2 separate regions of the Homo sapiens genome follow, and region 1 is linked to region 2. The links are chromatin loops, found by intact Hi-C in ENCODE. Cell type or tissue: Calu3. All regions are shown on one strand. Links, peaks and the distances in the headings refer to the core of each region. The heading gives the core; the rest is flanking DNA.

What was found. Peaks named below come from ENCODE experiments on the same cell type or tissue, not always from the same donor. Only the 100,000 strongest peaks of a DNase experiment are listed, where the experiment ranks them.
Region 1: it touches region 2 in a loop (5-fold over the local background); 5 of 110 quality-filtered maps call a loop at or near these places.

Annotation. Positions count from the first base shown.
Region 1 is chr13:23,590,090-23,606,960 of GRCh38, forward strand. TNFRSF19 (TNF receptor superfamily member 19) reads left to right here. Exons shown (of 10, transcript NM_148957.4): 2 at 61-163; 3 at 3,256-3,366. The coding sequence starts at 95. Among named protein-coding and RNA genes, the nearest start is that of TNFRSF19, 28 kb to the left of the region's middle. In Calu3, for the core only: no CTCF peak of the experiment used is centred there; DNase peaks (open chromatin) are centred at 9,452 and 9,702.
Region 2 is chr13:23,859,884-23,876,754 of GRCh38, forward strand. It overlaps MIPEP (mitochondrial intermediate peptidase), which reads right to left. Exons shown (of 19, transcript NM_005932.4): 5 at 14,963-15,026; 6 at 10,130-10,312; 7 at 9,409-9,565; 8 at 4,258-4,306; 9 at 2,419-2,479. Among named protein-coding and RNA genes, the nearest start is that of PCOTH, 21 kb to the right of the region's middle. RefSeq lists an enhancer at 6,238-6,377. In Calu3, for the core only: a CTCF peak has its summit at 11,938; DNase peaks (open chromatin) are centred at 8,438 and 8,718.

The DNA.
Region 1 (16,871 bases), core at 5,095-13,094, 270 kb before region 2:
AAACAAAGCACAGTCACTGATGTTTTTAATATTAACTGCATCTTCCTATCTTTTATTTAGAACTCTCCAACAATAAATACATTTGATAAGAAAGATGGCTTTAAAAGTGCTACTAGAACAAGAGAAAACGTTTTTCACTCTTTTAGTATTACTAGGCTATTTGGTAAGTAAAGTCCTTTTTTCTTTCATAAGAATGTGGTGAAAGAATTCATGTACTAATAAGTAGTAGGAGTACCAAAATCATTTTATTTTTTATTTTTTTTGAGACAGAGTCTTGCTCTTTTGCTCAGGCTGGAGTGCAGTGGTGCAATCTTGGCTCACTGTAACCTCTGCCTCCCGGGTTCAAGTGATTCTCCTGCCTCAGCCTCCCGAGTCACTGGGATTACAGGCACCCACCACCACTCCCAGCTAATTTTTGTATTTTTAGTAGAGATGGGGTTTCACCATGTTGTCCAGGCTGGTCTTGAATACCTGACCTCAGGTGATCCGCCTGCTTTGGCCTCCCAAAGTGCCGGGATTACAGGCATGAGCCACCACCCCCAGCCCAAAATTATTTTCTATTTCTGATCCAATATTATGTTTTTATCTCTTTCAAATGGCATTTTATTATTTTTGCATGTAATTAATAAGTGAAAGATTGCTGCTCATTCATGATATATGTAACAATTGTTGAAATTATCTTATTTAAATGTAGGTGAAGTCATAAAATTGCAGTGTTACTTGTGGCACTATGATGATGATATTATTTTGCCTTTATAGGCATATATCTCTTGTAACATATTCTAGAAGCTAAAAGACCATAAATTCTAATTTGGAGCCCATGACCTACACAGTTTATGAATAATTTAGAATAGATTTTTAAAAGTTATTATTTTATATAGTTGTTTATATTCTTCTTGGTTCCAAAAAGCAGGAAACACAGATGGAAAATTTTAATATTTGAAAGTTTGACAAAAGATTTATGAATGTGTTCAAAAGAACAAAGTTTATTTAATCTAGTGATAAAATAATGATCTACAGATATATAAAGAAAGATTTACACTGAAGACAGTATGCAAAGTTTTCTTGAAAGACAAGGTTAGGCTGGATGCTGTGGCTCATGCTTGTAATCCCAGCACTTTGGGAGGCCGAGGCAGGTGGATCATTTGAGGTGAGGAGTTCAATACCAGCTTGGCCAACATGGTGAGACCTCATTGTTACTAAAAATACAAAAATTACCTGGGTGTGGTGATGCACACCTGTAATCCTAGCTACTTGAGAGGATGAGGTAGGAGAATCGCTTGAACATGGGAGGCGGAGGTTTCAGTGAGCTGAGATCACGCCACTGCACTCTAGCCTGGGCAACAGAGTGAGACTTTGTCTCAGAAATAAATAAATAGATACAAATAAAAAAAATAAAAAAATAAAGACAAAGTGGGATTCAGGTGAATGTAGGAGAGCTTCCCTGCTGTAATTGGAGGCTGTTAAACATTGAATAATGGTCTAAGAGGAAGGTTGTGTAATTTCTTTCTCTTTACGGTCTCTCTGTGGTGGAAGGGAAGCTCCTACCCCTTATAAATAAGTAAACTGCAAGACTGGGAGTTGAGGAGGAGTTGAGGCAAGAATCTTTATAGCCTTAAAAATTTTCTTTCTTTCTTTCTTTTTTTTTTTTTTTTGAGACGAAGTTTCGCTTTGTCACCAGGCTGGAGTGCAGTGGTGCGATCTTGGCTCACTGCAACCTCCGCTTCCCAGTTTCAAGTGATTCTCCTGCCTCAGCCCTTGCAAGTAGCTGGGACTACAGGTGCGCACCACCACACCTAGCTAATTTTTGTATTTTTGGTAGAGACAAGGTTTCACCATGTTGGCCAGGATGGTCTCAATCTCTTGACCTCGTGATCTGCCCACCTGGGCCTTCCAAGGTGCTAGGATTACAGGTGTGAGCCACCGTGCCTGTCTGTCTCAAAGAATTTTCTAGTCTCAAACCTCACCTTGAATTCTTCCTCCTGCTTGCCCTAGATATTAAACCTTTGACCTTAAAGAGGTTGTTAGATATCTTCACAGATATTCCTGCTTCAAGGTGGAGAAGGTTTGTACAGAATTATATGCATCAAAAACAATGTCCTGTGCTCAACTGTGTGGTAAGCATTAGACAGAACAGCAGTGTCTGTTACCCCAGTTCCTCCTAAGATTTTCAGCTTCCATTAAGGAAAACAGAACCGCGTCAGTAGCACTATTCAGGGCATTCTTGCTTAGGGTAAGGGGTTGGACCAAACGTCTTCACCAATTCTGTGATGCTGCTAATACCAGCATTACTCATGAAATACTGTCCGTTAAGCAGATAAACATACTTTTCTAGGATGATATCTTACAAGGAGAACTTGTTGTTTTCAGAAAAAATAAGAGAAAAAAGCTATATTTTGGAAAATGACAAATAACCTCTGTTTTTGCCTAAGTATACATTTTCCATTTAAGTCCTATGCTGTGAACCAAAGCATACTGTTAGGTCCCAGGCAGTGGCTCAGTGGTAATCAGTAAAGGCATAAGCTCAGATTTGGATGGCACTTCTACTTTGAAGAGTTCCGAGAGTTGGGCCACTACTGCCATCTTTATCATCATCACCAAGGATTTTACTGGTGTCCTGATTGTTAGAAATTATTATTTGAAAGACATCCTCTAAGGAAATGTAGTTCAGTTGAAAAGGGTTGAAACTTCCTCATCAAAACCGCATGGCAGATAAGTCTAAACGATAATTGCGAAGTTCTTGTGGCTACGCTCTTGTGGCTATACTAATTATTCAATTTATTTAATTCATTATACTTGAATATGTTTATATTTCTTAGATTGAAAAATTTTTCAATTCAGATTTTTTTCTGGTAGCAAAAGGACCTTGGGTCATATATCAAAGAAAGTCATAACTGTTTTTTTTTTAAATATCTTCTTACTTAGAGAAGAGAACAGCTCCTAAGTCATGTCATATCTTGAGTCCCAGAGGGTATCTGAGGAGGATAGCAGTTAATTCCAAGAAAATGGGATACCCTGTTTAGAGAATCAATGAGTATTCTCTGGAATACAGAGAAGAATTTGGCTTATTGATTTAGTTGTTCCACTGACTTATTCAGAAAGTGTGTTTTCTTCCTAAAGTGAACATTGAATTGACTTGAACTGATATTTACATTCAGTGATTGTGTGACTAATATTGAAAATATTGTTCCTTTCTTGCAAAAAAAAATGTTTAACATACTTTAAGATAACATTTTGTTAAATTTTTTTTTTCAGTCATGTAAAGTGACTTGTGAATCAGGAGACTGTAGACAGCAAGAATTCAGGGATCGGTCTGGAAACTGTGTTCCCTGCAACCAGTGTGGGCCAGGCATGGAGTTGTCTAAGGTATATTGGATACATGGCAAAGTTGTGTATCTGTGTTTGTAAAATGCATTCGTCTTAACTCAATTCTTTGAGTTAATTATTAATGAAACTTTGGATACCATGACAGAATTATTGGATCATTATGTCACTTTAGCCAAATATCATACAATTCCTTTTTTAATACTTTTGATTCATGTGTCTTACTGAGATAAATAGGTTCTCAAACCCAGAATTCAACAGATGTCATTGTTTTATATAATTTAAAATTTGTAGTGTTTCACTAAAACAGTAAAATTTTTAAGGTTAATTTGCATTAATCAATAACAACTGAAATTCCACTGAAGATTTAAAACTAAAGCATTGTGTGGTGGCTAGCAAGATGGCCGAATAGGAACAACTCTGATCTGCAGCTCCCAGCGAGATCAGTGCAGAAGGCAGGTGTTTTCTGCATTTCCAACTGAGGTACCCAGCTCATCTCATTGGGACTGGTTAGACAGTGGGTGCAGCCCATGGAGGGTGAGCCAAAGCAGGATGGGGTGTCACTTCACCTGGGAAGTGCAAGGGGTCCGGGTACTCCTCCCCCTCACCAAGGGAAGCCTTGAGGGACTGTGCCATGAGTAATGGTGCACTCCAACCCGGATACTACGCTTTTCCCATTGTCTGTGCAACCCACAGACCAGGAGATTCCCTTAGGTGCCTACACCACTGGGGCCCTGAGTTTTAAGCACAAAACTGGGCAGCTGTTTGGGCAGACACTGAGCTAGCTGCAGGAGTTTTTTTTTCATACCCTAGTGGCATCTGGAACACCAGCGAGACAGAACCATTCACTCCCCTGGAAAGGGGGATGAAGCCAGGGAGACAAATGGTCTAGCTCAGCAGATCCAACTCCCATGGAGCCCAGCAAGCTAAGATCCACTGGCTTGAAATTCTCACTGCCAGCACAGCAGTGTGAAGTCCACCTGGGACACTCAAGCATGGTGAGGGGAGGGGCGTCTGCCATTACTGAGGATTGAGTAGGTGGTTTTCCCCTCACAGTGTAAACAAAGCCACCTGGAAGTTCAAACTGGGTGGATCCCGCCACAGCTTGGCAAAGCCACTGTAGCCAGACTGCCTTTCTAGATTCCTCCTCTCTGGGGAGGGCATCCCTGAAAGAAAGGGAAAGAAAGGCAGCAGCCCCAGTGAGGGGCTTATAGATAAACTCCCATCTCCCTGGAACAGAGCACTTCAGGGAAGGGGTGGCTGTGGGTGCAGCTTCAGCAGACTTAAACGTTCCTGCCTGCCAGTTCTGAAGAAAGCAGCAGATCTCCCAGCAAAGCACTCGAGCTCTGCTAAGGGACAGACTGCCTCCTCAAGTGGGTCGCTGACCCCCCAGCCTCCCGATTGGGAGACACCTCCCAGCAGGGGTCGCCAGACACCTCATACAGGAGAGCTCTGGCTGGCATCTGGTGGGTGCCCCTTTGGGACGAAGCTTCCAGAGGAAGGAACAGGCAGCAGTCTTTGCTGTTCTGCAGCCTCTGCCAATGATACCCAGGCAAACAGGGTCTGGAGTGGACCTCCAACAAACTCCAGCAGACCTGAAGCAAAGGGCCTGACTGTTTGTAGGAAAACTAACACACAGAAAGGAATAGCATCAACAAAAAGGGCATCTACACAAAAACCCCATCCAAAGGTCACCAGCATCAAAGACTAAAGGTAGATAAATCCACAAAGATGAGGAAAAACCAGTGCAAAAAGGCTGAAAATTCCAAAAACCAGAACATCTCTTCTCCTCCAAAGGATCACAACTCCTTGCCAGCAAGAGAACAAAACTGGCAGAGAATGAGTTTGACAAATTGACAGAAGTAGGCTTCAGAAGGTGGGTAATAACAAACGTCACCAAGCTAAAGGAGCATGTTCTAACCCAATGCAAGGAAGCTAAGAATCTTGAAAAAAGGTTAGAGGAATTGCTGACTAGAATAACCAGTTTAGAGAAGAACATAAATGACCTGATGGAGCTGAAAAACACAGCACAAGAACTTCATGAAGCATACACAAGTATCAATAGCTGAATCAATCAGGCAGAAGAAAGGATATCAGAGATTGAAAATCAACTTAATGAAATAAAGCGTGAAGACAAGATTAGAGAAAAAAGAATGAAAAGGAACAAACAAAGCCTGCAAGAAATATGAGACTATGTGAAAAGACCAAACCTACATTTTATTGGTGTCCCTGAAAGTGACGGGGAGAATGGAACCAAGTTGGAAAACACTCTTCAGGATATTATCCAGGAAAACTTTCCCAACCTAGCAAGAGAGGCCAACATTCAAATTCAGGAAATACAGAGAACACCACAAAGATACTCCTCAAGACGAGCAACCCCAAGACACATAATCTTCAGATTCACAAAGGTTGAAATAAAGGAAAAAATGTTAAGGGCAGCCAGAGAGAAAGGTCAGGTTACCCACAAAGGGAAACCCATCGGACTAACAGTGGATCTCTCTGCAGAAACCCTACAAGCCAGAAGAGAGTGGGGGCCAGTATTCCACATTCTTAAAGAAAAGAATTTTCAACCCAGAATTTCATATCCAGCCAAACTAAGCTTCATAAGTGACGGAGAAATAAACTCCTTTACAGACAAGCAAATGCTGAGAGATTTTGTCACCACCAGGCCTGCCTTACAAGAGCTCCTGAAGGAAGCACTGAATATGGAAAGGAAAAACTGGTACCAGGCACTACAAAAACATACCAAATTGTAAAGACCATTGACACTATGAAGAAACTGCATCAACAGGCAAAATAACCAGCTAGCATCATAATGACAGGATCAAATTCACATATAACAATATTAACCTTAAATGTAAATGGGCTAAATACACCAATTAGACTGGCAAATTGGATAAAGAGTCAAGACCCATCAGTGTGCAGTATTCAGGAGATCCATCTCACGTGCAAAGACACACATAGGCTCAAAATAAAGGGATGGAGGAATATTTACTAAGCAAATGGAAAGCAAAAAAAAGCAGGGGTTGCAATCCTAGTCTCTGATAAAAGACTTTAAAGCAACAAAGATTGCAAAAGACAAGGGAATTACATAATGGTATAAGGGATCAATGCAACAAGAGGAATGGAAGGGCTAACTATCCTAAATATTTATGCACCCAATACAGGAGCACCCAGATTTACAAAGCAAGTTCTTAGAGACCTACACAAAGAGACCTGGACTCCCACACAATAATAGTGGGAGACTTTAACACCCCACTGTCAATATTAGACAGATCAACGAGACAGAAAATTAACAAGGATATTCAGGACCAAACTCAGCTCTGGATCAATTGGACCTAATAGACATCTACAGAACTCTCCACCCCTAATCAACAGAATGTACATTCTTCTCAGCACCACATCGCACTTACTCTAAAATTGACCACATATTTGGAAGTAAAATGCTCCTCAGCAAATGCAAAAGAATGGAAATCATAACAGTCTCTCAGACCACAGTGCAATCAAATTAGAACTCAGGATTGAGAAACTCACTCAAAGCCGCACAACTACATGGAAACTGAACAACCTCCTGAATGACTACTGGGTAAATAACAAAATTAAGGCAGAAATAAATAAGTTATTTGAAACCAAAGAGAACAAAGACACAATGTACCAGAATCTCTGGGATACAGCTAAAGTAGCATTTAGAAGGAAGTTTATAGCACTAAATGCCCACAGGAGAAAGTGGAAAAGATCTAAAATTGACACCCTAACATCACAATTAAAAGAACTAGAGAAGCAAGGGCAAACAAATTCAAAAGCTAGCAGAAGACAGGAAACAACTAAGATCAGAGCAGAACTGAAGGAGATAGAGACACCAAAAAACCCTTTAAAAATCAATTAATCCAGGAGCTGTTTTTTTTAAAAGATTAACAAAATAGATAGATCGCTAGCTAGACTAATAAAGATGAAAAGAGAAAAGAATCAAATGGAAACAATAAAAAAATGATAAAGGGGATATCACCACTGATCCCACAGAAATACAAACTACCATCAGAGAATACTATAAACACCTCTATGCAAATAAATTAGAAAATCTAGAAGAAATTGATAAATTCCTGGACACATACACCCTCCCTAGACTAAACCAGGAAGAAGTTAAATCCCTGAATAGACCAATAACAAGTTCTGAAATTGAGGCAATAATTAATAGCCTACCAACCAAAAAAAGCTCAGGACCAGATGGATTCACAGCCGAATTCTACCAGAGGTACAAAGAGGAGCTGGTACCATTCCTTCTGAAATTATTCCAATCAATAGAAAAAGAGGGACTCCTCTCTAACTCATTTTATGAGGTCAGCATCATCCTGATATCAAAACCTGGCAGAGACACAACAAAAAAAGAAAATTTCAGGCCAATATCCCTGATGAACATCAATGCGAAAATCCTCAATAAAATACTGGCAAACTGAATCCAGCAGCACATCAAAAAGCTTATCCACCACAATCAAGTCGGCTTCATCCCTAGGATGCAAGGCTGGTTCAATATACTCAAAACAATAAATGTAATCCATCACATAAACAGAACCAATGACAAAAACCACATGATTATCTCAGTAGATGCAGAAAAGACCTTTGACAAAATTCACCCCGTCATGCTAAAAACTCTCAATAAACTAGGTATTGATTGAATGTATCTGGAAATAATAAGAGCTATTTATGACAAACCCACAGCTAATATCATAGTGAATGGGCAAAAGCTGGAAGCATTCCCATTCTCATTGAACAATGAGAACACATGGACACAGGGAGGGGAACATTACACACCAGGCCCTGTCATGGGGTGGGCGACAAGGGGAGGGATAGCATTAGGAGAAATACCTAATGTGGATGATGGATTGATGGGTGCAGCAAACCACCATGGCACATTTATACCTATGTAACAAACCTGCACGTTCTGCACATGTATCCCAGAACTTACAGTTATATATATATATAAACCCTAAATCATTGATAACAGAAATCATGAATGCTACTACTTACTGGGACTTCTTTTTCTTAAAATGAATGTCAGCATTACTTGTCAAGAAGTAGAGCCTGCCAGTGTCTTAAATAAAGATGCTCTGAGATAGCAGGCATTTTCCAAACCATGGTTTTGAACATTCCTTTGACAGTATGTGTCTTATTATTGATCTCACCACAGTGAGTGTATGTTACTCCCAGGAGCACTTTAAATATATTCATTTCAACCACTATGTGCTAAGAAACTGTGTGTTAGTGTGTGTTATATCAGGACACATTTCACAGTCTTGGATGTTTTGAAGCCTGCCTTTTCTTGTGAGCACGTTCAGAGCTATACATCCATTTGCTTTATTTGCTGATCTTTTGAAGATGTTACTAGTTGTGGAGAAGTGATGTATTGTTTTGTTTTAAATAAAACATCAAAGCCTTTCTGTTAGAAAAGGAACAATAGATTTTTCTTTTTATTTAAAGGGACTTTTAAAGAGAAGTCCTTTTCCCCTACAGACTGCCATTATCTACAGTTGAGTCTTGTCATTCATAGATTTTTGATCAATGATCTATAAACAGCAGGAAACAAAGAATTATGCATTCTGCAAGTGGCTTCTGATAGATAGCGTTTCTCTCTGGCTTTTGTGTTAAATGAGTGGTGGCTTTTAGTATCCTGGGCTTTACATTTGGATTGAAACTGACTGACCTTCAAAGTCTGTGTGATATCTCATTAACAGTAGCATCTCAACAGGTATTTTTCAACCCCTGTTGATTACAGTAACAAGTACTTTCAGACATAGATTTTTCTGTGTGGGGTGTAAAAAGATTAATTTTTAACAGGTTGACATATCTAGGATCAGTGAACAAAGTATTTAAAAATGCCATCATGCCCAAGAGGAAAATAGACTGCTGATGGAAAGAGTGAAACTCTGTAAAATATTTGAAGAGATTTATTCTGAGCCAAAAATGTGTGACCAGTGGCCCATGACACAGCCCTCGAGAGATCCTGACAGCATGTGTCCAAGGTGGTAGGGCTACAAGTTGGTTTTATACAATTTAGGGAGACATAAGACATTACTCAACATTGGTTCAGTCTGGAAAGGCAGGACAACTGGGAGTGGGGAGCAGGTAGGGGAAGGGGGATTCCAGGTCACAGGTGGATTGCAGGATTTTCTGATTGGCTATTGGTTATTATCTAAAGACCTGGAGTCAATAGAAAGGAATGCCTAGAGTCAATAGAAAGGAATGTCAATAGAAAGGGTTAAGATAAGGGGTTTTAGAGACCAAGGTTTTATCATGCAGATGAAGCCTCCAGGTAGCAGACTTCAGAGAGAATAGATTGTAAGTGTTTTCTTATCAGACTGAAAGAGTCTGTTCCATCAGTAATTCCGGAAGGGAGGAGGGTACCATGAGGCATGTCTGGCGCCCCCTTTCCATCCTGTCCTGAACTAGTTTTTCAGGTTAACTTTGGAATGTCCTTGGCCAAGAGGGGGGGTCCATTCAGATGGTGGGGGCTTAGAATTTTAATTTTCGTTTAAAGATGATGACATTTTCTTTTCCTCAAACATTCTTCTTTTCCCAAATCTCAGTGAAAATCTGAATGAAACTTCACAGATTCTGAGACATGAGTGAATAGTTTCTAAGAAATTACTGTCTTATATTCATCCTTTGAATCTGCAGAATATAACCTTAAGTTAATTTTTGGAGAATCAGACCATAAGATGAAAGTCCTATTAGCCTTAATATTTTTGTTGATTAAGAAATCATTTTTCCATTTCTGATTTCATATATATGAGGAATTTAGAGGTTGTCACTCTATCCCAACAGGAAGTAAAAAGCTGAACAAACTGAAAAGTCCGCAGCTCTTAGATCTGCAAGAGAAGTGAGGTCGCAGGCAGCTACAGAGAATCACAATACACTGCTGCAGAAGCCTCCCCTGGAGCCAGCACCAGGGTGGGAAACCTGCACTGTTATTGACAGCCTGCTGTAGCCTAGGTTTGGAAAAGTCTGAGAGTTAAAACTCCAGGAGGACCCACTCATAGAGCACCCTCCCATGCTTTTGTGAGTTTTACTTCCAGGAACTCAAACCGATTTTCATAGTAAATGTCAAAATCAAAACAAAACAAAACAAAAAAATCCCTTGTTTTTCTGACAGGGGAGGCAGAAAAGGAACATTTTGAAATATGCTAGAGTGCTCTTTTTCTTAACAAGGACTGCCCTCAAGAGAAACACATACACCAAAGGCTCACCTGCTGGGGTTTTATCAGAGCCTAACTGACCTGGGGAAGGGAAATACTGACTCAGTCTGCTCCAGCCATTCTCTCCCATTTAAGGGAGAGGCACTGGGGAAGCTTACAGTACAGAGGCACAGGCCTGCACAGGACTATGGAAAGCTGCCCTTTCCTTCACATCTCACCTCCACATTACTAAAGGCCTGTTTATAGCAGCTCCTTCTACCCAGTGTATCATGTATGACATTTGACAAAAATGTACAAAGCATACTAAAAGGCAAAAAATACAATTTGAAGAGACAATGCAAGCATCAGAACCAGACTTGGCAGGGATCTTGGAGTTATCAGAGAGAATCAAGAACAACTATGATTAATATGCTAATAGCATTAATCATGAATATTCTGATTTAATATGCTAATCAGGGAAAGGAACAGAAGAAATATTTGAAACAATAATGACTTAGAATTTTCCCAAGTTAATGCCAGACACCAAACTGCAGATCCAGGAAACTCAGAGAACACCAAGCAAGATAAATGCCCAAAAATGACACCAAGTATATCATTTGCAAATTGCAGAAAAACAAAGAAAAAACCCTCCAAGAAACTAGAGGGAAAAAAACGCCATATGTACAGAGGAGCAGAGATAAGAATGACATCTGACTTTTACTCAGAAATCATGCAAGGCAGAAGAGAGTGCAGTGAAACATTTAAAGTATTGAGAAAATAGCACCTAAAATTCTGTACCCTGAGAAATTTTCCTTCAAGAGTTAAGGACAAATAAAGACTTTCTCAATCAATTGAGGGAATTTGTTACCAGTAGACCTGCCATGTAAGAAATGTTAAAAGAAGTTCTTTAGACAGAAGGAAAATAATATAGGTCAGAAACATGGATCTACATAAAAGAGCATCAAAGAAGTGCTAAGTGAAGGTAAAATAAAAACTTTAATTTTCCTATTCTTAATTGATGTAATAGATGATAGTGTGTTCAAACTAATAATAGAAACAATGTATTTGATTGAGTATGCTTGTGTGTACACACACACACACACATAAGTGAAATTAATTACAGCAATGATACAAAGGGTGAGGAGGAGGAATTAGAATTATTTTGTTGTTATAAGGTATTCACACTATCTGTGAAGTAGTACAGTGTTAGTTGAAAGGAGGCTTGGACTGGTTATAAATGTATAGTGCAACCTCTAGGGCAACCGTTAAAACAAGTATAAAAAGAAGTATAACTGATATGCTAAGAAAGGAGATAAAATGAAACCACATAAAATGCTCAATTAAAACTACAAAAGGGAAAATGTGGAAGACAGAAATAAGAACAAATAAGAAGGCCAAGAAATGGAAAACAGTAATATATATGGTAACTATTAGCCCAACTATATCAATAATCATTTTCAGTGTCAGTGATCTGATGTACCAATTTATAAACATTATCAGAGCAGGTCAAAAAACAAGATCCAACTCTGTGGTCTACAAGAACCCACTTCAAATATGAAGACACACATAGATGAAAAGTAAGTGGATGGAGAAATATATACCATGCTAACACTAATCAGAAGAGCAGGAGTAGCTATATTAATTTCAGACAGAGCAGACTTCAAAGCAAAGACAGATGTCAGGGATAAAGATGGACATCATATAATCATAAGGGAGCTAATTGTCTAAGAAATTATAATAATCTTTAATGGGTATGCCCCTAGCAACAGAGAATCAAACCATGTGGGACAAAAACTGATAGAACTACAAGGAGATATAGATAAATCCACTACTGTAGTTGGAGACTTCAACACTATCAGAAATGGACAGATTCAGCAGGCAGAAAGTCAATATGGACATAGTTGGACTCAACACCATCAATCAACTGGATATAACTGACACCTATAGACAACTTCATTCAGCAACAGCAAAAGACACATTATTCTTAAGCTGTCATGGAAAATTCACCAAGCTAGACCACATATGGGGCCATAAAACACACCTTAACAAAGGTAAAAGCATAGAAATCGTATAGTGTCTGCTGTCAGATCACAATGGAATAAAACTAGCAATCAATAACAGAAAGATAGCTGGAAAACTCTAAAATACTTGGAGATTAAGAACACACTTCTAAATAACACATGGGTCAAAGAGGATATTGCAAGATAAATTTAAAAATATTTTGAACTAAATGAAAATGAAAACAGAACTTGTCAAAATTTGTGGGATGCAGTGAACCAGTGCTCAGGGGGTACTGAAGGCACATATTAGAAAAAAGAAAGAGCCAAAATTGGTGATCTAAGCTTATACCTTATAAAACTAGAAAAAGAAGAACAAATTAAATTCAGAGTAAGCAGAATAAAATAAATAACTATTAAAGCAGAAATCAATGAAATTAAAAACAGAAACTCTGGAGAGAGTGAAGAATCACCAAAAGGTGATTCTTTGAAAAAATTCAATAAAACTGATGGTCCTCTAACTAGGCCAACTTAGAAAATAAGGGAGAGGACACAAAGTACTAATATCAGTAATGAAAGCATGGACATCACTATAGGAACATTAGAAATGCTGTGAACAACTCAGTGCCCACACATTTGGTAACCTAGATGAAATGAATCAATTCCTTGAAAGACGCAGTCTGACAAAGCTCACACAAGAAGAAATCCACAGTCTGTATAGGCCTATATTGACTGAAGAAATTGAATCAATAATTCATAACCTTCCAAAACAGAGAGCACCAAGTTAAAGTGAATTTACTGGTGAATTCTACCAAAAATGAAGAAGAAATTATACTCATTATCCACAACTTCTTCCAGAATATAGCAGAGAAAATACTTTCTAACTCATTCTGTGAGGCCAGAAATCACCCTAATGCCTAAACCAAAGACTTTACAAAGAAACTATAGACCAATATCTCTCATGAACAAAGATACAAAAATTCTCAACAAAATATTAGCAAATTGAATCCAACAATGTATATTAAAAAAATCACACACTGTGACAAAATGGGATTTATCCCACATACACAAGGCTGGTTCAGCCTTTGAAATTCAGTTAATGTAATATGTCACATCAGTGGGCTAAAGGGGAAAAAAATCACATATAGCAGTAAGTGCACAAAAAGCATTTGAAAAATCTAACACCCATTCATGATTAAACAACAACAACAACAAAAACCTCTCAGTAAACTAGGAATGGAAAGGAATTTCCTCTACTTGGTAAAGAATTTCTACAACAACCACAACAAAACCAAAACTCTAGAGTTGATATCATACTTAATGATGGAAACTAGAAGCTTTCCACTAAGATCAGGAACAAGGCAAGGATGTTCCCTTTCACCACTCATTTTCAGCATCATACAAGAAATCCTACCTCATGCACCAAGACAAAATAAAAAAAAAGAAATAAAAGGTAAACTGATTTGGAAGGAAGAAATAAACTTCTCCTTGTTCACATATGGCATAATCATCTATGTAGAAAATGCAAGAGAATTAACAGAAAAACTCCTGGAATGAATAAGCAATTATAGTAATATTTCAAGATACCTGGTTAATGTACAAAAGTCAGTAACTTTCATATATACTGTCAGTGAACAAGTGGGATTTGAAATTAAAAACACAATATAATTTATATTAGCACCCCCCCCAAAATAAAATACCTAGGGATAAGTCTAACAAAATATGTACAAGATCTTTATGAGGAAAATTACAAGACTCTGATGAAAGAAATAAAAGAAGAACTAAATAAATGGAGAGATATTCCATGTTTATGGAGAGGAAGATTCAATATTGTCAAGATGTCAGTGTTTCTCAACTTGATTTATAGATTCAATGGAATCCCAATCAAAGTCCCAGCAAGTTATTTTGTAGATATTGACAAACTGATTCTAAAGTTTATATGTAGAGGCAAAAGACCCAGAATAATCAACACAGTTATTTAGAAGAAAAAGTTGGAGGATTGACACTACCCACATCAAGACTTACTGTAAACATATAGTAATCAAGACAGTGTGGTATTGACAAAAGAAGAGACAAACCAATCAGTGGAACAGAATAGAGAGCCCAGGAATAGACCCAGCTAAGTGTAGTCATCTGGTCTTTGACAAAGTAGCAAACAACATGATGGAGAAAAGATAGAGTCTTCAACAAATGGATCTAAAACAACTTGACATCCACATGCAAAAAATGAATCTAGACACACCTAACTCAAAACAGGTCACAGACCTAACTGTAAAATGCAAAGCTATAAAACTCCTAGAAGATTTTCTCTAGAAGACCTTGGGTTTGGTGATGACTGTTTTATATGACACCAAAGGCACAACCTATGAAAGAAAGAATTAATAAGCTAGACTTAATTAAAATTGAAAATTTCCACTCTGCATAAGACACTGTTGAGAGAATGGAAATACAAGCCAGAAATTGGTGGAAAACATTTGTAAAAGATATCTGAAAAAGGACTGTTATTCAAAACATACAAAAAATTCTTAACACTGAGAAAACAAACAAATCCAATTTAAAAATGGGTAAAAGACCTTAACAAACACCTCACCAAAGAAGATACACAGATGGCAAATAAGCATATGAAAAGATCCTCCATATAGTATGTCATCAGGGAAATGCAAATTTAAGCAACGCGATATCACCGTACACCTATTAGAAATCCAGAATCCAGAATCCAGAACACAGACAACATTGAAGGCTGTTAAGGATGTGGAGTAACAGGAGTTCTCATTCCTTGCTAGTGGGAATGCAAAATGGTACAGCCATTTGGAAGACAACTTGGCAGTGTCTTACAAAACTAAGCATACTCTTATTATTTGATCCAGCAATTGAGCTACTTAGTATTTTATCAAAGGAATGGACACTTAACGCTTATACAGATACCTGCACACAGATACTTATAGCAGGTTTGTTCATAATTATGAAGACTTGAAAGCAACCCAGCGGTACTTTAGTAAGGGGTGGGTAAATAAGCTGTGATCCCTACAATGGAATATTACTCTGCACTAGAAGGAAATAAGCTATCAAGCCGTGAAAAGACATAGAGGACCTTAAATGCACATTACCAAGTGAAACAAGCCAATTGGAAAAGTCTGCTTCCTGTATGATTCCAACTATACGACATTCTAGAAAAGGCAAAACTATGGAAACAGTAAAAAGATCACTGGTTGCCATGGGTAAGGGTGAGGGAGGGATGGATATGTGGGCATGGAAGATTTTTAGGGCAGGGAATCTACTCTGTGTGATACTGTAATGGTGGATGCATATCATTCTGTGTTGTTCAAACTCACAGAATATAACACCAAGAATAAACCCTAATGTAAACAGTGGAACTTAGGTGACAGTGATGTGTTCATAGATTGTAAAAAATGTATCATTCTGGTGCAGGGTGCTGATAAGAATGAGCCTTTGTGTGTGGCGGGGGAGGGCGGGGCATGTAAGGACTATCTCTCTACCTTCCTCTCAATTTCGTTATGAACCTAAAAACTGCTGTAAAAAATTGTGTTTCTAAACAGAAATACTCCATCTTCTGAGAACAGTATCTGATAACAGGTGCTGTATTTCATATTCCCATGGCTATCCAGAAGAAATATTTTTCTCTAGATAGCAGTTTTCCATAAGGATTGAAAGAGCTGTCCCCCTGTGAAGTAAGAGCCAAAGGGAAGCAACCAGAACATTTCTGCCTTTATGTACTTATTTCATTTGTTCATCTTCTGTTCCCATATTTATAATTTTTTTAAAAAAAAAGACCAGGACAAATTGAATGAGGAGCAATAAAAGTAAAGGTAATAATGCCAGTGAAAAATGAGATTCTTAGGACCCACTCAGGTGCACAGTTGTATACCATGTTACCACATGCCTGCCCTGAGCTGTCCACCTGGAAGCCCATGTTGTTCAGTCTTCTACCCTGTATCTACAGAGCACCCAGCTCCTGACACAGTACATGAGTGAACAAATCAGTTAATCTCAAATATTACTTGGAAAAAAAAGTGACACTTAAATCTGGTAATATAAAAATGAATGAATTTGTGTATATGTTATAAATCATATATTTTGCCAAGTCTTTTTTCTTAGTTTTAGCTCATAATAAATAAAATCAGCAACTTAACTTTGCTCATGCTCTAACATACAACAGAGAGGCAAAGGATTCAGATACACAAATGAAAACATAAATATATTTTTATTTTCCACCCCACTTAACTCAGAGAGCTTGAGCTTTTTATAAGCAGTTACTTTAATGTTAGATGTTTTTAAATTGTCCATTCATGAATTTGTGATTTCTTCTTTTCATTGTTCCTTTTGCAACAGCATATGTCTTTCAGAGGAAAGAAAAATAAGT
Region 2 (16,871 bases), core at 4,707-12,706:
AATACTTATATCATGGGATGCATGACAACCTAAGATACTTGTAGGCTTATTTTCTTTCTCCTCATGAGTGCCTGAAGGGCAGGGACTGCGTCCATGGAACCCTAGCCCCACAGTGTTCTGGTCCTGGCACACATTTTCTCTAACAGATGATTATTTGCTATCTGCTAGATGCAGACAGAGTGCAGGCTGTAATCAGACAAAAACAAGAGGATGATAGCCTAGGCAGTAGAAGGGCAAGTGACTCAACAATCAGAGGACAGTATGTCATGTCTACATTGTGCCATGTAAAACACAGCCCACAAGAAGAGTATTTAAATCACAGCGGAAGGTTAGGAAATGTTCTCAAGAAGGCAAAGCCTGAATTGAGTTTTATGATAGAAGCAGTTAATCCAGATGAGAAAGGGAGAAAGGCATTCCTGTAGGTGGTGTTTGTAAATGACTGGAAGCTGCTCACCATGCCATATTTATGTGGCCGGCACGTAAATATTAATTCAAATTAAAGAATCAAAGAAAGCAAAGCAAGGAAAGAAAGCAAAACTAAGTGAATAGAGATCACATGAGCATCACACAGGTATTAGGAGAGAGCAAAGAACACAGCCTCGGCTTGGAGGGGCAGCAGAAGATGAAGCTAGAGAAGGAGGCAAGGGCCAAATCATGAGGGCTTGGCGGGAGCAGCAGGGTAGTAGGAAGGGAAACTGGAGAATAACCAGGAGCTACTGAATAATTTTAAACAACAGAGTGACAAGATCAGATCTGCTTTTTAGACAAATCCCTCTGGTGGCAATTCATTCATTCATTATTCATTCATAGTTCAAATAAGTGTTGACAACCAATTCTATGCCTAACACTGGGCTAAATACATGGCTAAACTGTCTGAATCCAAGACGGCTTCGAGTGGAGCAAAAACAAAAGGCTAGAAACCAGTTAGGCAATCCCAGTTACCATCTGGGTGAGAATAATGATTGGGATCATAGCCCAGGCTATGGCAATGGGCACAGGAGAAGACACAAGAGTTCACAGGGAGGGAGAATCTGCAGGACCTAACAAATGATTATGGGGGAGGGGAGTGTGCAGTGCCTGGGGTGCTTGTTGAAACACAGATTGTGGAGCTCACCCCAGTTTTTGATTCAGTGGGTCTGAGGTGGGGCTCAAGAATTTGCATTTCTAACAGGCTCCCATGTGATGCTACTGCTTCTGGTCCAGGAACCACACTTTGAGAACCACTGGTCTGGATTAAGTATAGGTCCTGACCAGAGCAGCAGGGTGAATGGTGGCACCATTCACCAAAGCAGGGACTTCATGAGGAGATTGGGCATTTCACAAATATCTGCAGAATAATTGTATCCATAAGCTATATACAAATATCTACAGATAACAGTTTAAAGTCATATTCACTTTTACTGAATTAGCTTTTGGCAACACATTTTGTTTTTTATTTTTCTGTTTCTATAGTCACCAAACTAAATTCTTACCTATTATCTGGTTTCCCAAATAAGCCTACCTACCAGGTCAAGGTGTGCAGATGACTGTGCAGATGACTAACAGTAGTTACTTTGCTAGACACAGCTCCTTCCATAAATTAACAGACTGACATGCTACTCTACACATCGCTGAGTTTAATGGGATTAATCTGTTTCCTAGTGGCTGTATCTGGGAAGCTAGTAAACAGTTTGTAAATCTGCAAGGCCCATTTCCCTAAATCTTCCTTATGACTATGGCTCTGGCAGCAGCAACTAAGTCAAGAACTAATAACAGCATTTGGAAAAGAATGGTGTAGACAACCCCGGCAATCCTGTAGTGCCCTAGAACCAAATGGGAATGAGTCCTAATATCTGGACTCTCGACACTTTTCAGGGCACTCCCCCAATCACCTGGGCAGCATTCTGGCCATAACAATACTTGTCTATACTCTTGGATCACATAAGGAAGATCATATAATCATATGATTGAAAACAACACTTAAGTGTTTTTAGAATGTGGTATACTTTGTTAGTCAAATACTCAATTGGGCACCATAAATTAGCTAACAAATAAGCAAATGAACTGCAACATTAACACTGATGGTTAAAATTGCCACCTGCCAGATGAAGCCTCCACTGAGTCTCCTTAAAGTCTGCTTCAAACTGAGAAGCCAACATTCCACAGAATGAAAGCAGTCTTTGCATGAATATATACACATTGTGTTAGTGTATATACATAAAATATGTCGACTCCTCAACAAAAATGCTGTATGTACAGGCAACATCAGTTTGGGACATAAGAATCAAATATTTCAACATCTTTATTCACCAAAACCGAGGATCAGAAACAAGACTAAATGGACCTGTAGCCTATCACAAGAAAGTTCCTGAATCAAAAGATATTGATTTCAGTTGACAGACTGTCTATATTATAATAAAAATATTCCAACATACTTACGGAATTTTGAGGATTCAGTTTCATTTTCATCCCTCGTATCATCTCAAAATCTTTCAGAGTTCTATAAAACAGGTTTATCATTACTTGTTAGGACAAAATTTTAACAATTACATTATGAAAGGACTAGTTTGCTTATGTTACATTCCAATATTCATAAGATTAGATACAATTAGTAGTGCACACATAAATCACTATTAATCCAAATTTTACCTAAGTGTCATGAGAAATAACAATATATAAAGCAGCATATTACTGCGATTTCTACCTTAAAAAGCATCATGGTGGATAAATGTCTCAAGAGTACTAAAGCTTGGAAAAACTAGCAATGTCATTACAAATATGCAAAGCATTAATCACTAACTTTAAATCACTACTTTTTGCTATACCTTTAAAAGAGACTTAACAAATTAACTCCTAGAAAGGAATTTTATCATTGGCTACATTTAAGATTTCTAGTCATTTTTCCCCTTTGGAAAAACTCTAGCTGGTCAATAATTAAATAGGTATTTAATATTTGTAGAATATGACATGTATATTGGAATTAATTCCTATATATACCTGTAAAATGATGAAGCTATGCTTGCTCTAAAATCTATAGCTATGTAGAGAAAGACTACTAACACTTAACTAAGTAAAGCAGGATAAATCCTCAATAAGTGCATAACTAACCCTCTTTCTTTATTGTATCAAAGACACAGTGGTTCACCAGGATCATTAAAAGAAAATTTTAGAATTTATAAACATAATCCAAACTAGAGAAGAATGAGTTCTAAGGCATGAGTTTATAGTCCAAAACAGAAATGTGAGCCAAGATCCAATGTGTTGGTGTAGCCACAACAGGCAAACAAAATTTTAGACAGCATTACAAGAGAAAAAGAGAAAACATCATCCTTTTTTACAAACGGTGACTGCTTCTTCCTAGAATCCTTAGTACCTAAAGGTGTGCTGCCTCTCAACTAAGGCCTAGAAGAGGGCCAGTGAAGGGCAAGTGTATGATCGAAGGCACTGAGCAGGGGAGGGGCAGGGGAGGCAGGAATACAGGTTGAGCCTCCCTAATCTGAAAATCTGAAACTTTCTCAGCACTGACATGATGGTACAAGTGGAAAATTCCACATGTGATGTCATGTGATAGGTTGCAGCCAAAACTTTGTTTCAGGCACAAAATTATTAAAAACACTGTATAAAATTATCTTCAGGCTATGTGTATAAGGTGTATATGAAACATAAATGAATTTCGTGTTTAGACTTGGGTCCCATCCCCAAGATATCTCATTATGTATATGCAAATATTCCAAATTCCCCCCAAAAAATGAAATCCAAAACATGTGTGGTCCCAAGCATTTCAGATAAGGGACACTCAACTTGTTATAACAAACGGACACACCAAAGGCAGTAGAACACTTCAGCTTGAAATTACAAATGTTGAGATAGAACATCCTTAAAATACTACACAAAATTAAAAAGACACCACATCCATGAGCCTCCTGTATTTAGGCCAAAAGAAGAGAAATACTACTTTATGAACTTGTCATAAAATTCATGGTACAAGTTAAAATAAATAGTTTCAAAAACATTTTGGTAAAGATTTTTAAAGTGCAAATGAAAGATGAATTTCTAAAAACAATTGTTTAATGAAAGGGGACAGCTTATGTTTTCAAGAATGGCACATAAGGAAGACAACTATGGCCTTTTAAAGTATGTCTCATAGTGAGACAGGTCTGGTCCAATATGCCAAAACTTATATTCTAGGTCACTTCCTAATTTTTTATAAATCAAGTCTTCTTTAAAAAGACTAAATAACATATAACCAAAAAACTAAATAGTAGAATAAAAACTAACCTTTCAGAAAGTTTGTCAGATAGTTTTTCAAGGAACTGCATGACAGTCTCTAAAACGAAATCCAAAAGAAAATATCTTCAATTATGTGAAATAAAATGAACATATCTGTTAAAATTATTATGTGATGATCATAATCTATATCCCACAATTCCCTTAAAGTGATGATTTTCAAAGGGAAGTAGAGCTACCAACATATACCAAACATATAGTAAATGCTTCTAGGTGATGACGATCTTTTAATCAGAAAAAAATTAAATTGGCATACTAATAATCCACAGCGTCAGATTCTATCCCAAAATTAAAAGAGTTAATGGGACCAGGTGGCTCATGCCTGTAATCCTAGTACTTTGGGAGGCTGAGGGCAGGGGGTGGATCACCTGAGGTCAGGAGTTCAAGACCAGCAAGGCCAACAGGCTGAAACCCCGTCTCTACCAAAAATACAAAAATTAGCCAGGCGTGGTGGTGCATGCCTATAGTCCCAGCTACTTGGGAGGCTAAGGCAGGAGAATAGCTTGAACCCAGGAGGTAGAGACTATAGTGAGCCCAGACTGTGCCACTGTACTCCAGCCTGGGCAAGAAAGTGAGACTCCATCTCAAAAAAAAAAAAAAAAAGAGTTAATGGGAGGCTAAAGAAAAAAGTACAAAATTTCAAGGTGTTTCTATCTATTCATATGTGTAAGAAAAAAAAGTTCTGAGACATGTCTGACGTTTTCAGAGTTTTAAAGAGATATCTAGACTGCTTTGTTCATAAAAATAGGTGCAGTGTAGAAGTATAATTCCCTGAAATAAATTTTTTAAGATCAATGTTTTTCTTGATAACAATTTTATTGTTATATACAACTGTAGAATAATCTATTCAGGATAAATATGAAAAAAATAGCAAAATAAGAAAAATAAATATTAACTTCTGATAGAATTTTTAAAGTATTTTTATTAAAATACTTCTGCCATAGTTGTCATAATTTACAAACCCATAAAGGCAGTGCAGTAGAATTATCACCGTTTCCCACAAGAGGAAATGTTTTGCAAGTATTTCTGAATGTAGCACTTTTTATCACTGACTTATGTGTACAGAGCTTTCATATGTATTTTAGTTCACCACAAACACTATGTTTGTATTTTCCAGATAATCTTTTATACAGTTTTAAGTTTCCTGCCCTCTCTTCAATTTAAGTTATCTCCTTTTGAGTGAAATAAAAGACTAAGGAAATAAATAATGGTGGTTAACCTAAACCCAAACCATGAGGTTTCTTGCCACTGTCAATACTTAACAAGTCCTGTGTATACGAATTCTGAAAACACTGGCTCATGTGCCATATGAAACAACAATAGGAATTTTTGGGGAACAAAGACATTATTTAGTCAACAATGAAATCTCATTTTAGGATTATATTCCAGGTACCATACCAAACTGTTTTCAAATGAATCCCTATGTATGCTTGTATACGTTTTATTTCTTAATAACCGTGTTTTAACATTCACCCATCTTATTCTTCCAGTCATTTTACATGTGAAGAATCTGCCTCAATTAATTTTTTTTTTTTTTTGAGATGGAGTCTTGCTCTGTTGCCCAGGCTGGAGTGCAGAAGTCCCATCTCGGCTCACTGCAACCTCTGCCTCCCAGGGTTCAATCGATTCTCCTGTCTCAGCTTCCTGAGTAGCTGGGATTACAGGCACCCGCCACCGCGCCCAATTAATTTTTGTATTTTTAGTAGAGATGGGGTTTCACCATGTTGGCCAGGCTGTTCTTGAACTCCTGACCTCAAGTGATCTGCCTGCCTCAGCCTCCCAAAGTGCTGAGATTACAGGCATGAGACACCACATCTGGCCTGCCTCAATTAGTGTCCCCAGAGAATTGTCATATTAAGATTCAGTTTGAAACCCCCCACTAAGTGCCTCACCGCAGTTACCTCCTCATTCACTAGCCACATGAATGCCCGCCTTAGCCTCAGTCAGCCTCTCTGTCTTCCTTCTGCTCTGCTGAGGACTCACTCCATCACTGTGCATGACAGTTTCATTTCCCTCAGGGCGCCTTCCACAGCCACAGATGCATCTGACAAATGCCCCGAGCTCCTAAATCCCATGGCATTGTTTTGTCTGTACTACTCCATCGACACCGAAAACGTGCCAACCTCTATTATTATTTATCTTTTTATATGCATATATCCAGCTCCTCAACTAAGCTTTAAATCCTCAAGGACCCAGAGCACATCTTACGTGATGATGTGCACAACAGCCCCCTGCCAATACATCAGCACACCAAGCACTTAGTGCACAAGGGTGACCTGCCAGTCACGGAATCTGGAGCTGGGTGCTGCAGGTCCAGTGAGCTCCACGCTGCTACAGCCAGTGGTCATGCCCAGCCCTCCTCACATCTGACCTGGCCACAGCATGAGTCAGCTGATCTCTCCCCTCTCCTGTAGACAGACCTTCTGCGCGGCCTCCAGGACCACACCCTGTAATCACTTTCCACCTCCCTTAGTGGCCGTTACATCTGGCAGCGTTAACTAGCAGTTCCTCACATGCCTGGCCTCTTAAACTTGAAGGCCCCAGAGCGCAGTCCTTGGACTTGTTCTTTAAGTTCACTCTCTTAGTGGTATCAGAATCTCATTTTAGAGGTTCAGACTTACATATGAAGCTCAGAACTCCACACTCCATCTAACTGCCTACCCAACTTCACCACTTGAACCTCATTTGGTATCTCAAACTTAACTTGAAACAAACCAAGTTTCCGGTCCTCCCAATCTTAGTTAACAGTAGTAACTCACTCTCTTTCTAGTTGCTTAGGTCGAAAATGTTGGCTCCCTCTTCCAAATACTCTGTACCCAGAATCTGATCACATCTTACCACCTTCCCTGCTACCACCTGGTCAAGATGCCAACACTTCTCATCATGGTTACTGCAAAACAGCATCTAAACAGGCCCTCTTCTACCCTGGCCCTGCTGCAGTCTTCTCTCAGGAACAGCAGCACTGACTCACCATTAGCACTGGAGTCAGATCATCTCACTCCTCTGCCCCAACCCCCACAGTGACCTGCTGCACTTGCATCAAGTCTCTACTTAATGCCGCCCCTTGTCAGTCTGTTCCCACCTCTCGCCACTCTCCTTGCACACGCTGCGCTTCAGCCACTCTGCCCTCCTCAAACGTGGCAGGCATTTTTCTGCCTCAAGACCTTAGCACTTGATAGTGACTCTGCGTGAAACCTTTCTCCCCTCAAGAGCCACAGCCTCATGCTTGTGTCTGTCAAGAGCACGCTCACATTCCACATTCTAAGTGAGCCTTCCGACAATGCTCTCTAAAACTCCAACACCAGCCTACATGCCCACATACCTTATCCCCTTCCCTGTTCAGTTTTCTCCATGGCTTGTATTAACTAATAACATACCACATACTTTATCTACTTATTTCGTTCTTTACTGTTCTTCCCTTGCTCCCAAGAATGTAAACTGCATAAGGATAGGAATTTTCTTCTGCTTTGTACACTGACTTATTTCCCTGACCGAGAATAATATCTGACATACAGTGGGCAATCAGTAAATATTTGCTGAATTAATAAACAAAAGGGGGATGTAGATGATATAAAACATAGGGCATTAGGTCTCAAGCAGCCTGTGGAAAACCATAAATGTAGCATATGTGTTTAGGCTTCAGTTCTGCCACATTTTAGCAATATAACCTAACCTTAGATTCCTTATCTGTGACACGAATACAAATACCTACCTCACAAAGCTGCAGAGGAAGGAAATGAGATAACAACAGGATAAGCACTGAATGATATTCTAATATTATTATTTTATATAAATATAAAATAAAAATATGGTACTATTATAATCAAACTGTTGACAACAGCGACTACAGAAAAACATACTTTTCACCAAACTGATACTTACAAAAAAAGAAAAAACATACACTAAAAACACACATTTAATACATAACATACATATTATATCTGTTTAGGAGCTTCGATTATATGAAAAAAAATGTAAGTGTTTTAAGGGTTCGGGGACAAAGGAGTCCAAGGAAAGTGAAAAAGTTTAACCAGCTTCATGAAAGAGGTGGGTTTTGAGCTGAGCACTAAAAAAACGGGGTAAGATTTTAACAGGCAGACCAGGAAGAAAAGCTGCTCTCCATAGGAGAGTGACACGAGCAAGGGAACCCAGGCCGCAATGAGCGTGACACGCCTGTAGCTTAACCGAGAGCCCTGACAGGTCAAGGGAAACAGTTGTTTACGAAAGAGTAAGAAGTAAGATTGAGTGCATTTAGAGAACTTTGGAGAAGAGAGGAACATGCTAGGGTGAGAAGGGATAAGCACAGAAGGAATAAAGACAAGCGAGGATTCAGGTTGTGATCTGCCCCCAGTGTCCCCTCTGTCGGTGAGTGGAATGTCTAACCAGATGTACAACCAGAAACCCAGGGGGCCCACCACAATGCCTCCTCCTCCCTCTCACCCTCACTAAGTCTTGCAACTTCACTGCCAAGACCTTGAGTCTCACGCAGCTCCATCATCACGGCCACCCTACTCCTGACTCACCACCTAAATTACAACTGTAAGTTAATAAATGCTTCTGAAAAAACGTATTATGTACATTTATATTATTATTGTGTAACATTTTCTCTTAGACATTATGAATCATAAGGAACTCAACATAGCACAAGGCAAGTTTATGACAAACCCAACGACACACTTCCGTAACACCTCACCTAGCACAAACCTTCCTAAGCAGTACTCTTCTCTCTGAAAAGGAGGCTTATCTGACTGTGTGTTTTTTATATGACCTAACCTACATTTAACCTTGACCTCAGTAAACATACTGATCTTTCATTCTCTTACACTAATTCTAACCAATTTGTCAAATTCAGCACAGAAACTGTGTTAAAATGAAAACAATTTAGACTAACATCAAAATGAAAATTTAGGTTATGATTTTACTCTCAACATTCACATAAAATAAAATTCTTTGGTTGGACAGAATTATGCCAAATTATTAGCTCTATTTAAAAATGGTTCCTATAAAAATACATAGAAAATCTCAATAAATGGTTCTCTACATGTATTAAAAATAGAACACTAATTTACAGCTATTTAAAATCAAAAGCTCAGTTTCATAAAAATCCTATTTTGCCCTTAAATGTTGGATAAACAGGCTTACCTGGATTTTTAGCTATCGTTCCTTGGAGAGCCCTGTGAGAAAACGTGGAATACCCCACCAACTTTGCCAGAAGATCTCTGCTGCTGAGCAATTCTTCTAAACATTTCAATTGACCAGCATTGGGATAAAGAAAAATTTTATAAGCAGCTTCTCGCACCTACGTTTAAAAAGTAAATGGTGAAGGCTATAAATATCATCACACAGTCCTATGCAACAATAACACAGGCTCATGCTCACCACTTGATCTGCAGATGATCACTGCTTTCAAAATAAAGCAATGGTCTACACGAGGCCATAAAGCTTCCAGAGTCATAAAATAGCATGGGATGCAATAGCATACTTGACTGCAGCTCTAGGGTACTGTTCTGAGGTACGGTGGGGCAAACCTCTACCCAGTGCGTGGATCTCTATGCTATAAAGCGTCTTAACCAGGAGAAGTAAGGCTGCATGAATTTAAAAGTCTCTGTAGTCTAGAATGTCAGTTAATGGTGTTATTAATCATACTTTAAAAATAAGGAGTCTTGTATGAAATATAAGTAATTAAATCATTTTCATTCTTTAAAGTGTTTATGGCATTAATAATTCCACAAGTTAAATTTTTAGGGCTTAGTAATGCTAAAAAGTTTTTAAGGATACTATTATATTATCACTGAATTTTGGGTTAAAACAGTAGCAACACACAAATGGGACCTAAACAACAAAGAGAATGAAACATACATACCAAGTCATCTGGTGATTCTGCGTGGAGACCATCAATTATGATATGATCCCCAGCAGATGTAAAGTTACGACGAATGTGTTCTGGTAAGAGATGCTTCTCAATCTTGTTGGGAAAATTGGTTCCCATAAGAAATGTACTACTCAAATCCAAGATTTTAACATTGAGGTCCACTGCTCTTTTACGCTGTATGCAGGAGGAGTAAAAGTTATTTAAAGGCGTTTTGAATTAATATTTCACAATTTAATAAACAAAATATAAATATGTCAAATCAACATATATATTGTTGAATTATCACTTAATAAAATATTAGTTTAGTAAAATGAATATATTGTTACTATATTATAAATAATATATTAATTTTACTTTTAACAGATATTTAATATTCTAACAAAAAGATCATACTTATGGTTTTCTGATGTTTCTATGTTTTAAGATTTACATAACTTCTAGTTCTATTTTATGTCTAGGTTATATAACTAATTGTTGAAATTAACAACATTGAAAAACACATGCCAGGTGCAGTGACTCACGCCTGTAATCCCAGCACTTTGGGAGGCCAAGGAGGGCAGATCACTTGAGGTCAGGGGTTGGAGACCAGTCTGGCCAACATGGTGAAATCCCATCTCTACTAAAAATACAAAAATTAGCTGGGCGTGGTGGCACGTGCCTATAATCTCAGCTACTCAAGAGGCTGAGGCACGAGAATCGCTCGAACCCAGGAGGCGGAGGTTGCAATGAGCCGAGATCGCACCACTGTACTCCAGCCTGTGAGACAGAGGGAGACTCTGTCTCAAAAAAAAACAAAAAACAAAAAAACAGTTATTTGCAAAAGTGTAGTGAGCCTCCAGAAGGGGGAAGCACATTTTAAAAGTTCTGATTTTGGGTGTGGTAGCACACGCCTGCAGTCCCAGCCCTATGTGGGGCTGAGGCAGCAGGATCACTTGAGCCCAGGAGGTAAGGCTTCAGTGAGCTACGATCACACCACTGCAACCTGGGCAACAAAGCGAGACCCTGTCTCAGGGGGGAATAAAGTTCTGATTTTGCATGTGCTTGAGCTGCTACAGAATGATACAGTGAAGTCTAAGAAGCAGACTGGAACCCCAGGGCATGGTCCTTTCTTCTACTCTGTGTCCCTGCCATGTGGCACATGGTCCTTGCTCCTGCCAGGCCTTCAAATGGTCAGTGATGAGGACGTGGATGGTGCGGACACATCTGCTTAGGTTTAATCTTGCAGTCATATCTTTGTAATACACAATAACCTGAGAAAACGTGTATTAGCAAAGGGGTTGCCATAAATGCTCTAAGATTAAATATAAACTAGAAACCACATAATTAGGCTGACTGGAGGAGAAGGGCTGAATTTTCAGTTATTGGCTACTCAAAAACTAGACAGGCTCTGCAGATGAATTTTCAGTTATTGGTTACTCAAAAACTAGACAGGCTCTGCATATGAATTTTCAGTTACTGGTTACCAAAAAACTAGACAGGCTCCGCACTGGGCTCATGTTGGGCTTCAGGTGAAAGTGTACACAAATCTTTCTGGGAGAGGAGATAGCAATTAACAAGTTCTAAACTGTTCTATGCTCCTAAAAAATGATTAAGCCACAATACTAATATACTTTTTAAAGATAAACATAGATGATGTAGAGGCATGCTTGATAAGATGCTGAAAAAATTGAGTATATATCAATATCCCCAGAATTTCAATATAGAAAATTCAAATTTCATGGAAAAAAGTTTTAGGAGACTCCCATTTCCTTACAGTCCAGATTTCTCTTTGCTTATTTTGTTTGATATGGCCATTTATCACCACCTAATGGTAACAAGTGGAATAACAAAAAAGATGAACAAGATTTTGAAATCACATTACAGTTCCAAAATTGTCTTCAAAACTTTTACTTTGAAAAAAAAAATGTGATAAAATTAACTACTTTGAAGATTTTATCTACTGATAAAACCTCTGGAAAAATCAAAACTGAGTTCATGCCAACTTCAATGATCTGCCAGGCATATCACTTCATCATTCTGTGGTAACAATGAAATGTACAATAATCTGAACTCTTGAAAAATTCTATGAAATTTCTGTGTTATTAAATAATGTTAAAAATAAACATTTCTATTACATTTAAACTTATAAGTTATATTTGTATGAGACCTTAAAAATTAAGGCCGGGTGCAGTGGCTCACGCCTATAATCCCAGAACTTTGGGAGGCTGAGGCAGGTGGATCACCTGAGGTCGGGAGTTCGAGACCAGCCTGACCAACATGGAGAAACCCCGTCTCTACCAAAAATACAAAATTAGCTGGGCGTGGTGGCACATGCCTGTAATCCCAGCTACTCAGGAGGCTGAGGCAGAAGAATCGCTTGAACCCGGGAGGCGGAGGTTGCGGTGAGCCAAGATTGCCCAATTGCACTCCAGCCTGGGAAACAAGAGTGAAACTCTGTCTCAAAAAATAATAATAATAATAAATAAATAAGAAACCAACTGGAAAGAACATAGGCTTTGATGATTTATAGATTTTGTTGGTGGGTTTATTTCATGGTCTCTCTTTTGAAAAATGGAACATGTCTACTTTATATCCTGTCCTAGTGGAGCACCTCTGAGAACAAACATGGAAGTTACAAGGGAAAAACTGAGCAGGTTTACTTTAGTTGCATATTCAATATTGAGGGGTTCCCTGGGAGCTGCTCCCGGGGAAAGAGGAGCTACACTGTAATCATATGTTAGATAAAAGCGGCAATGTCTATGCTGGTGAAACTGAACATATACTATTTGTCAGCAAAATTTCAAAAGCACCCTTCATAAGGATACATTAAAACTATTCACATGGATTCTCTACTAGCAACCTTCCTTCTGAAGATATCAAACTTGATGATAGCTAGCATTATCATGATTTGTCATACATTCACTCAATACTTTTACTGAGTCCAAAACTAATATGCATTAAAAAACATGATCCACGTTCTTGATCCTTTGTAAGCCTAGAAGTTAGATAAGCAACACAACAATAACAGCATCATCATCAACAAAAGGTAAAGAAGAATGCCACATGACTGAAATAAGTAAAATACGTTCGGATGAATACAAAATTCCACCTGGGGGACTGATAAAAGCTTCGCAATGTGGCGTGAGGATGAAGCCTTCATGGGGACTTCAGCCAGGGAAACCTGGTGAGCAGGCCTAGGAGGAGGACAGCAAACACATGGGGGAGGACACTGTGTATGAGGGGCTGACAGCCGGAGCACAGCCACGAGTGTGAGCTCTTTGTTACATGTTAACTTCACTAGACAATGGGAAGTCCACAGGAGGATTCTGGGCAGGAAAGTAACAAATCAATACTTTATGAAAACTAATCCAGTGTTCACAGACGGGGAAGACTGACCAGCAGGATGGTGACATGCTGGCCATGGAGGCTCTGGAGTCTGTCTGGCTTACAAAATAACGTCCCACAACCTCTACAGCCTTGGTCTAAAAAAAGCCAGGAATAATAGTAGCACCAAGCTCAAAATTGTTGTGAGGATTTGATGAGAAATATATGATTTAAAGTAGCAAATACTCAGTTGATGTTAAATCACTGTTAGGAAGACAGAGGCCTTTAGAACAGCCCGGGTGTTTGGTGATAAGAATCAAGGTGATTTGCTTTTGGGATGCAGACAGATGCAGGACTGTAGGAACAATGCAAGGACTTGGTTAGAAGATATGACAATATTAGGAAGGGAAAGAATACAACTAACTCCCAAATTTTATTTTACAGAGAAGTATTAATGAAGAATTGATGTGGAAAGCGGCAAACGTGGTCACCTTAGGCAATGTGAGTTTACAGTAGAGCCCATAAGCCTCATGGGCTGCTGGGAAGGCACGTCCTGGCTCAGGGTCAGACCAGGAATCACATGCTGAACCTTTAATGCCACACAAACACATCAGATGTGTGAGGGGTTACAGCATTACTCAAACTCAGCACCTATCAAAATGGTAACATCTATTGTATGTGATACATATTTCCAAGGCCCTGCCTTCTGCTTTTCCAGATATTTTGATAACTTAATCTCTTCATAGGTAAGTGGTTTAATTCTACCATATTTACTAGGAAAAATGTATTACTGTTTAAAACAAATAAACAAAAAGCCATAATAGTCTAGACTGCAGGTGAGTGGGGGAGACTGTGGGGCAGGCTGAACTTCCAATGGTGTCAAGTCCCTCCTGTTCTTCCAACTCTGAATTTACAACTGAAATGAGGCACTTGGTTTCTCAGGATGTTATGTGCTAGAAAGAACAGTGGCCAGTGTTAGAAATTTTAAGAACACTGGCCATTTGTTAGTTAGGATGGCAACTTGAACAAATCACTTTGTCTTGTTTCCACATCTGTAAAATGAAGGGGATGGACTAGGTAGAAGGCCTCCATCCCAGTGTAAACACTGTGTAATCTATGCTTGTTCCATCAGTCAAACACACGTATAATATAAATAAATACACTTATGTAAGGTCTTATGTGATATTCCCTGTACTACCAATCTTCAATGACATCAGCTTTCCCATTCACTTGCCAGTCTTTCCTGATATTGCCTATCTCATCCTAATTCCATGATTATCTAAAACACTCCACTTGGCTCAAGCCTGTCTTAATTCTGAATTATCATGGTGTGATAGGTCAACTTCCAGAGAGGGGACTATATTCAAATACAATCTAAAGAAGAATTTCATAACAGATAAAAGACCTGCACGTTTTTGCAATATGCAAATTCAAGCAATATATACAAGGACTGTAGCAATAATGGTATCAACTAAATGTTAGTAAAACTGGAAGAGTCAAAAAAACAGCAGAAAGATGTACCTTTTCTTTGTCTAGATGGATTCCACTAATTTCAAAATCAAACATAAACAGTTCAGCCACTCGCCTATAAATGAAATGAGCCCCAGGTTATAACAGGTAATAAAAATTGCTAACAAAAAAATTGTGGTTTTTTGTTAAATAAATAAGTCTTTTTCAGCCTCACTGCCAAAAGTTTCTTCAAAACACACACACACACACACACACACACACACACACACTTTGTTTTAAACAAGGAGCTTAATATCCTCAGATATTAAGGCAAACATCAGGCAAAACACCTATCTGACTGACAATTATGATTGGCTTGTCATGTAAGAGCTTATTCCTTTATTCAGAGAGTACAAACCTGTGAAAGCCACAGGTTTGTACTAAATAATAATAATAATTTTATTTAGTACACAGGTTTGTAATAAATAATTTAGTACCACAGGTTTGTAATAAATAATTATTTATTTCAACTCAATCCAAATCCCAATAATTAAAAACATAAAACAGTTTTATATTTGGACAATTTTTCAAAGGCCCTCTGCATGAGATTTTTAGTTTTTCTTCTAGCCAGTAGCAGCTATTTAGAATATTAAATTCTTTGATGCTGTGCTGGAAGCTGAGTTTCTTGGCTAATGAGAATTGTTTTCTTTCTTTTTACTCCTGCTTCATGCTTGGAACCAATTTCAAGTGTAACACCTTTTTTTTTTTGTCAATGGTATTTTTTTTAAAAAAAACCAACAACATTGAATGGAAATAATCAAATATTTGATCTACTCTTTTGGCTTTCCTTGAGTTTTCAAAATAGATATATTTACCTTCCTGATTATTACATCAAATATACCTTGAATGGAAATTTATAGTGTACGTTTATCGTATTACACAATATAGGTCTATTATGTAACAAAACTAATGCAGAAACATATGAAACATTTAAAATCACTAATCCTATCAAAGATAATGACTATTAAAATTCTTGTATTTCCTTTCAATCTACTTTTAATGTTATATTATATATTTAGAATAATTAAGGCCCAACTGTATATACTTTTGTATCTTGCTCTTTCTTGTAAAATTATATCACAAACATTGAACAGTTCTCCATGTCTTTAAACGTTCTTCAAAAAGTTGGCTTTTGATGCTTGTTTTGTGTTGTTATATAGACTGCAAATGTTTTTACTCTCCCACTCCCATGAACCACAATATAATAAAAATCCTTGTTACAGTTTTTAATCCTTGTTTGTTTCCTTAGGATAAATTCCAAGAAATTAATCACAAAGTATGCACATTGATATATATTACCAAATGCTCCTCCATGAAGTCTTATCAATTTACCCGTAACTAGAGAGGATCCATCATCCCAAACCAGAACTACTATTCTTATTCTGTTTCAACTTTGTCAGCTGCTGGCTGACAAAAAGTTTTGCTTCATTCTATCTTTCCTTAATGGTGGTGGGTCTCATGCCAGGTACAGAGCAGAGCACTTTACACAAATTATTTCCCTTACATCTCATATGATTCTTATGAAGTACTTTTTATTTCCGTTTTACAAAGGAGAAAACTAGGGTTTAGTGAGCCCTGAAGCCAAAGTCCAACCCCGCAGTTCCATTCTAGAGATGCAGTTCCACCCACTTCACACTTGGTGCCACTGTTACAGCTGTGGCACACTGCTATCAATTTAAGGGCCATCTGTTGCTATGCCTTATTTTGTGAAATGAGAGTTTCACAAACAGAATCTTTTGCCCATTTTTCTATAAGGGGGGTTTTTGTTCTTCTTTTTTTAAAGTAATTTGAAAGGTCTCTTAACATAGATAATATATTAACTCTTTGTCATATCAGAACCATTTGTCAACATTTGTGTGTTCTGACTTTGAATGTGGAAGCGTTTTGCCTTACCAAAGTTTGCAATGTTTATATAATAAAA